Regions from separate parts of the Homo sapiens genome. Here region 1 is linked to region 2. A link is a loop called in an ENCODE intact Hi-C map of the cell type or tissue named here. Cell type or tissue: Caco-2. All regions are shown on one strand. Region 1 overlaps PLEKHA7 (pleckstrin homology domain containing A7). Region 2 holds the start of SNORD147 (small nucleolar RNA, C/D box 147).

Region 1 (2,500 bases), 62 kb after region 2:
AGACAGTTTATAGCATCCCTTGTTTCAAGATCTAGAATTTCCTCTTTAACATTAAATGAAGTATTTTACCTCCTAGAATAAGAGTTGGGAGCTTTTAAAATAAATAATATTAATAGTATTGCTAGTATTATTATTATTTTTATAGCTAACACTTAGCACCCTTACTATTAGCAGGTACTTTTCTAAGTGCTTTACATATATTTAATTTTCACAGCAATCCTGTGAGGAAGATACCATTATTATCATGAATACTAAGGCACAGAGAGGTTAAGAGTCTTGCCAAAGGTCACACAGAGAGTAAGTGGTGGAGTCAGGATTTGAATCCAGATAGTCTGGTCCTAGATGCCATGCTTCTAAACACTATGCTATACTGCTTCTCATTTCAGAGGTCTTCTGGGGACAATCTTCTTCCTTGTCCATACTCAGTGCGCTGAGTGAGTAGGCTACTGCTGCAGAGAGATTGTAATTGTATTTGTAGCAATGAAATTTCATCTGTAATAACTTTGCACTTGTTTGAAAGATGCCAAGCCTCCTCAGTAGTCTTTTCTCCAGAAAATGTTCTCAAACCTTTTATCTTGGGGCCTAATTTCCAGTTATTGGATCATTTTGCTCCCTTCTAAGCCTCTTTCCTGATTCTCAGTGACTTTCTTGAATTGTGAGCTTGAAGCCAGACCCTTTCTGGCTAAAAGAGCCACATGCAGGGCCCCTCCTAAAGGGGTAGTCCTTGACACAGAACTTCCAGGACTGTGGTTTTGATGTTTGGTGCCCGTGTACAGGAGTGTTTTCTCCTCAGTGCTGGGCTGCCCAGGGAGCCACTGACGAATGCCTCTGCAGCTCTCGGGGAAGAGGAGAGAAGCGTTCCCGAGCAGTGACGCTAGCATTTGACTGACAGCAGGCTGTGTACACCGATCCCCAGGCTCTGCCAAGCATTTGATGTTGAGGTGGGGCCTAAGGTTGAGAGAAGACAGTATGCGCTTAGGAAGTTCAGGGGCCCGCTTGTGTGCTGAGACGCCAGCTGCAAGGCATGCAAGATCACTTTGGAGGCTCCAAACCTGGAGGGTGCCCTTGCTTGACCTGCCTTTCCCAGCATCCCAGTGAGTTTAGCTTGTTGTTTCCATTGGGGTCTGAGCAGCCTTCAGTTTTCTCATTGGATTATTTGGAAAAGAAACACAAGTTGGAATTTCCTGGAATGTTGTGAGCGGTGTTTGGAGGATAGCACTTAAAGAAGATACTGTCTTTCCAAAGGTAAGAATTATCTTCCAGATCTTTGACCTCTTTGCTAAAGGCGGTTCATTTTGCAGGTTGCAGGGTGAGACTCATCTATGGCATGTGCTGATTATGGGTTCGGGGGCGGGGTATCACTTGCTGCTAGGAGATGGCTGTCTCCTATTCCTTCTGCAGCTACAAGTTGGTAAAGCTGGCGTGAGATTTAGAGCACTGGAGAGGGGAGTTGCTCCTAAACTCCCACAGGAGTCTGTCCTGTTGCTCATCTGCTGAGCCCTGGGCTGTGAGGCTGATGCTTTGCTGTCTGCAGCTGACATAGCCAGCACCTTGTCTCTAGATGCTGGCAGTCTTGGGCTAGCTTTGCCTGTTGTATTTGGTTGCCATGGTAGCAGAAAAATGAGGAAAAATGGAAACACCTGGCAAGCAGATGCAGAAACTTGACTGTTCAGTTTTCTTCCCTGGACTAGGAGACAGTGTCTATGATAGTCGCACGTAGGGGAAGAGATGGTGATGGGGTCTTTAGTTCATTCAAACACCTGGGTGTTGGCTGGGCCTTTGGTATTGCTGTTTTGAAGGGCATCAGCACTGGGGATGCAGTCATTGCCACACAGCAACCATGTCTTTGGCTCTGTCTTTGGCTCTGTCTGTGCTGGGCAAAAATGCTGCAGTGGTGGCTTTGCTGTGTGAGGAAGGGAAGCTGCTTCCTGTAAGTAGTAATTTTGTTTCTTCCTGTGACTTCCCTTCTTGTCCTCTTCTTTTACCTCCTGCTAGTCTTGGATGTGCTCAGATCTCCAGTAAAAAATATCATTATGTAATGAGAGAAGTAGCTGCTTGTTAAGCTAGGAGGAGCAGATAGGCTAGAAGAGGGCTCACCAAAGGCACTGGTTAGAAGAGACTGGTCCAGGGTCATACAACAGAAAAGGACTTGTGCCAGGTTCGGGGCAATACTCCGATTTGGGGAACAGGCATGGGGAGGTGGGGATGGCGGCACACAGTGCTTATGGGTTATTTTCATGCCAAGTGAGAGGCTGCTGTTTGGGCTGGTTTCTAGCTCCTGGGGTAGAGTGGGGTGAGGAACTGCAGCCTGTGTTCAAGAAAGGACTTGAGGGGGAAGGAGAAGGAACACAATAAGCCATAGTTGAGTAGTGAGACCACAGTTGCTGAATGAAAACCCGTGTCAGACAGCCTCCCCCAGGCTGTTGGGAGTTTACAGTGAGCGTTGGCGGTCTGTCTGTGTGTGTCTCTTTCTCTGAGAAGAGGGGGTGTGGAGGGAGGT
Region 2 (2,500 bases):
CCCGGGTCTCCTGCAGCCTGGTCTTCCCAGCCGATGGGCACTTGCGGCAACGGATGACAGGTCTGCTGGTGTCTGGCTAGACGCCAGAACAGCGCAGTTCTGAGGCCGCAGGTCCTGCCCCTCCGCCCTTTTCCCTCCCCCTCCTCAGCCTCTCTACCCCTCCCACTTGCAGCATCCTCTACGAGGAAAGGAATGTGCTGGGCTCGGACGCGCCGTCCTGGCCGAACGGCAGCACCTGGGGCGCGCTCTGGACCGCTGGGGTCCGCTGTCTGGCGCTGCGCCACGTGCTTTGATCGGTGCTGATGTCAAGTGGGTGTGGGCTCCTCGGAAAGGCCCCGGCGAGGAGGAGGAGGGCGCGCGATGCGCCGCGGGCGAGCTGAGGCCCCGGCGCGCTCCGTAGCCCAGCGCCGCTGACCGGTGGCCCGCCCGGGCTCGCGAAGCAGTCGCATGGAGCCGCGGAGCTGTCCTCCCTGGGACGCGTGCCCCGCCACGCTGGGGGTCTGGCAGGAGCGACCAAGGGGGGCCTGCAGGTGTGTGTGCGCGCTGTAACTTTCGGGGGGTCTGCGGGTTGTCGAGCCGACAGGGCGCAGGGTGCACGGGCTCCTTTTGGGGGTGCTTTGTGTCTGGGCGCGGGCGTGACTGGAGCCGGCTAGTCCCCGGCCAGCCATGAGCGAGGGAGCCGTAGCTGGCCGCTGGAGTTTCTGCAAGAGAATTCATTGAGCCGGCGCCCGGCTTTGGGTTACTCCTCGGGAAGGACGCCAAGGGAGCCGTTGTTGTTTTTAAAAATCGGGTCTCCAAGTACAGACTGCGTTCTTGTTAACAGGATTACCTCAGCAGCAGAGAGCGCCGCTTCCCAAAATCGGCTGTGGTTGGGGACCCCACGGCCCCGCAGGCGTGCGGGCTGCGGGGACAGCAACTGGCCAGCAGTGGAGAGGGTGGGGACCGGGAGGTGGGCAAAGGCGACCCCGCCAAGCGTTCCGCCAAGTGTGCAGGGGCGCCTGCCCTTCCTCTACACCCACACTTGCCAGGAGCCGGCTACGGAGGAGGTAAGGGGTCAGCTTCTCGCCTGTGACAGCTCTGGTTTCAGACACACCTTCCCGGAGGAATGCAGAGGCTTTGTTCCAGGCGCCCGTCCCAGCCCCGAGCCCTGAAGCCCGCGGGCATAGGGCTGGGACTCCGGTGCCATTACTCATCTTTTATGGCAACGCCGGCAAGCTCCTAGGTAGGCAAGTTAATTATTAATGTGTCTAAGCTGGAGAGAGGAAATCTGAAAATGAGATTGGTGGGTTGCAGGCCTCCCCCTTTCTTTTTTGGCTTTGGCAAGGCAAGGTTTAAGCCCAAGGTGTTGCAGTCTATTTCCCTAGAAGGATAAGGGCATTCCCCCAAGGCACCAGCACTGCCCCCGAAGGGTTCCCCTTTCGTTGTCGGTGGGACAGCCCCATCTCCTCCCAGAGGGCAGAAAGGGTGCATCCCTCAGTTTTTAATCTACTTTAGAACCCGTCTGTACCCCTCCTCCTTTGCCTTCCTAAATGCATCTCACTCCCATCCCCTTCCTCAAGGCAGCTTCCAGACCAGGTGTAGGAGACCTGAGTCCTCTCAGCAGGTAGAGTCTGAAACATTCTGAAAAATAGAAAAATGTTGCCCTGTCCCAGCCATGGTGCCTGAAAACCTCCTTGCGTGCTCCGCCAGTGCCCTCGGGTGTATTTTCAGGCCTGGGGGCTGTGGGCAGAGGAAGAGGTGTCTGTCAGGTGTCACCTGACTTGTCTCTCCCAGGCCCCTCAGTAGGAGGGGAGCAGAAAGGTCCAGGTGGGAAATAGAGAAGGTGGAGTGAGGCTCCTCCCTCAGGCAGTTTCAGTTTCCCTCCTGTCCTTATCAGAGAGAGGGTGGGTCTAAGACTGATAGTTGTACAAGGTGTCCTGTTTGTGTGCTGGGGTATTTCTGGGTGGGGCCCTAATGAGTGGGAGTGGAAGGGCCCAGCCTTAAATGGAGGGCTGTGGACCAGGCTGGGCTCTGGGGAGGTGGGAGGGACGGGGGTTGGTTAGAGACAGACCTGAGGAGATTTTTTACCCCAGCCAGGGCCTTAGAATAGTTGTGAAACTCAGCCTTCCTGGTAGCATTGTGCCTTAGAGACCTGGGAAGCTATGTGCTGGCTTAGGATAGAGTTTTCAGTCCTGTTAACGGAAGGGTGGAAGGACTGGACTGTAGAGTAAGTGCGATGAGGAAGATGAGCATGTCTTGGAAGTTGACATTCTGGGGAGTGCAAGAGGCGGCTGAGTTTATGTAAGGCGGGGAGGGGCAAAGGCAAGAAGTGTGGGGAATAGGGTGGGCTTACTGCAGGCAAGGAGCGCAGGAAGGCAGATTTTAGCACTGGGTGTGGGCTGTGTATCAGAGAGGTGCTTCCAGACAGGCTGCTGTGCTCCCTCCCCCTCCTCCCAATTTTCTATCCCCTTTCTCAGTGACTTGGTTTGCTGAGTTCGCCTGCCTCTCTGCTCTGCTCTCC

What was found. Hi-C counts contacts between places; a loop is a spot of excess contacts. Peaks named below come from ENCODE experiments on the same cell type or tissue, not always from the same donor. Only the 100,000 strongest peaks of a DNase experiment are listed, where the experiment ranks them.
Region 1: a loop joins it to region 2, with 3 times the contacts of the local background. A loop is called at or near these places in 3 of 110 quality-filtered maps.

The regions. Positions count from the first base shown.
Region 1 is chr11:16,861,989-16,864,488 of GRCh38, reverse strand. The region is part of intron 4 of PLEKHA7 (pleckstrin homology domain containing A7); the gene reads left to right. Among named protein-coding and RNA genes, the nearest start is that of SNORD147, 63 kb to the left of the region's middle. In Caco-2, no CTCF peak of the experiment used is centred here; DNase peaks (open chromatin) are centred at 948 and 1,414.
Region 2 is chr11:16,923,556-16,926,055 of GRCh38, reverse strand. The region is part of intron 3 of PLEKHA7 (pleckstrin homology domain containing A7); the gene reads left to right. It overlaps SNORD147 (small nucleolar RNA, C/D box 147), which reads left to right and starts at 34; the gene lies at 34-118. RefSeq lists an enhancer at 779-1,390. In Caco-2, no CTCF peak of the experiment used is centred here; DNase peaks (open chromatin) are centred at 185, 1,125 and 1,895; H3K4me3 peaks cover 1,672 bases.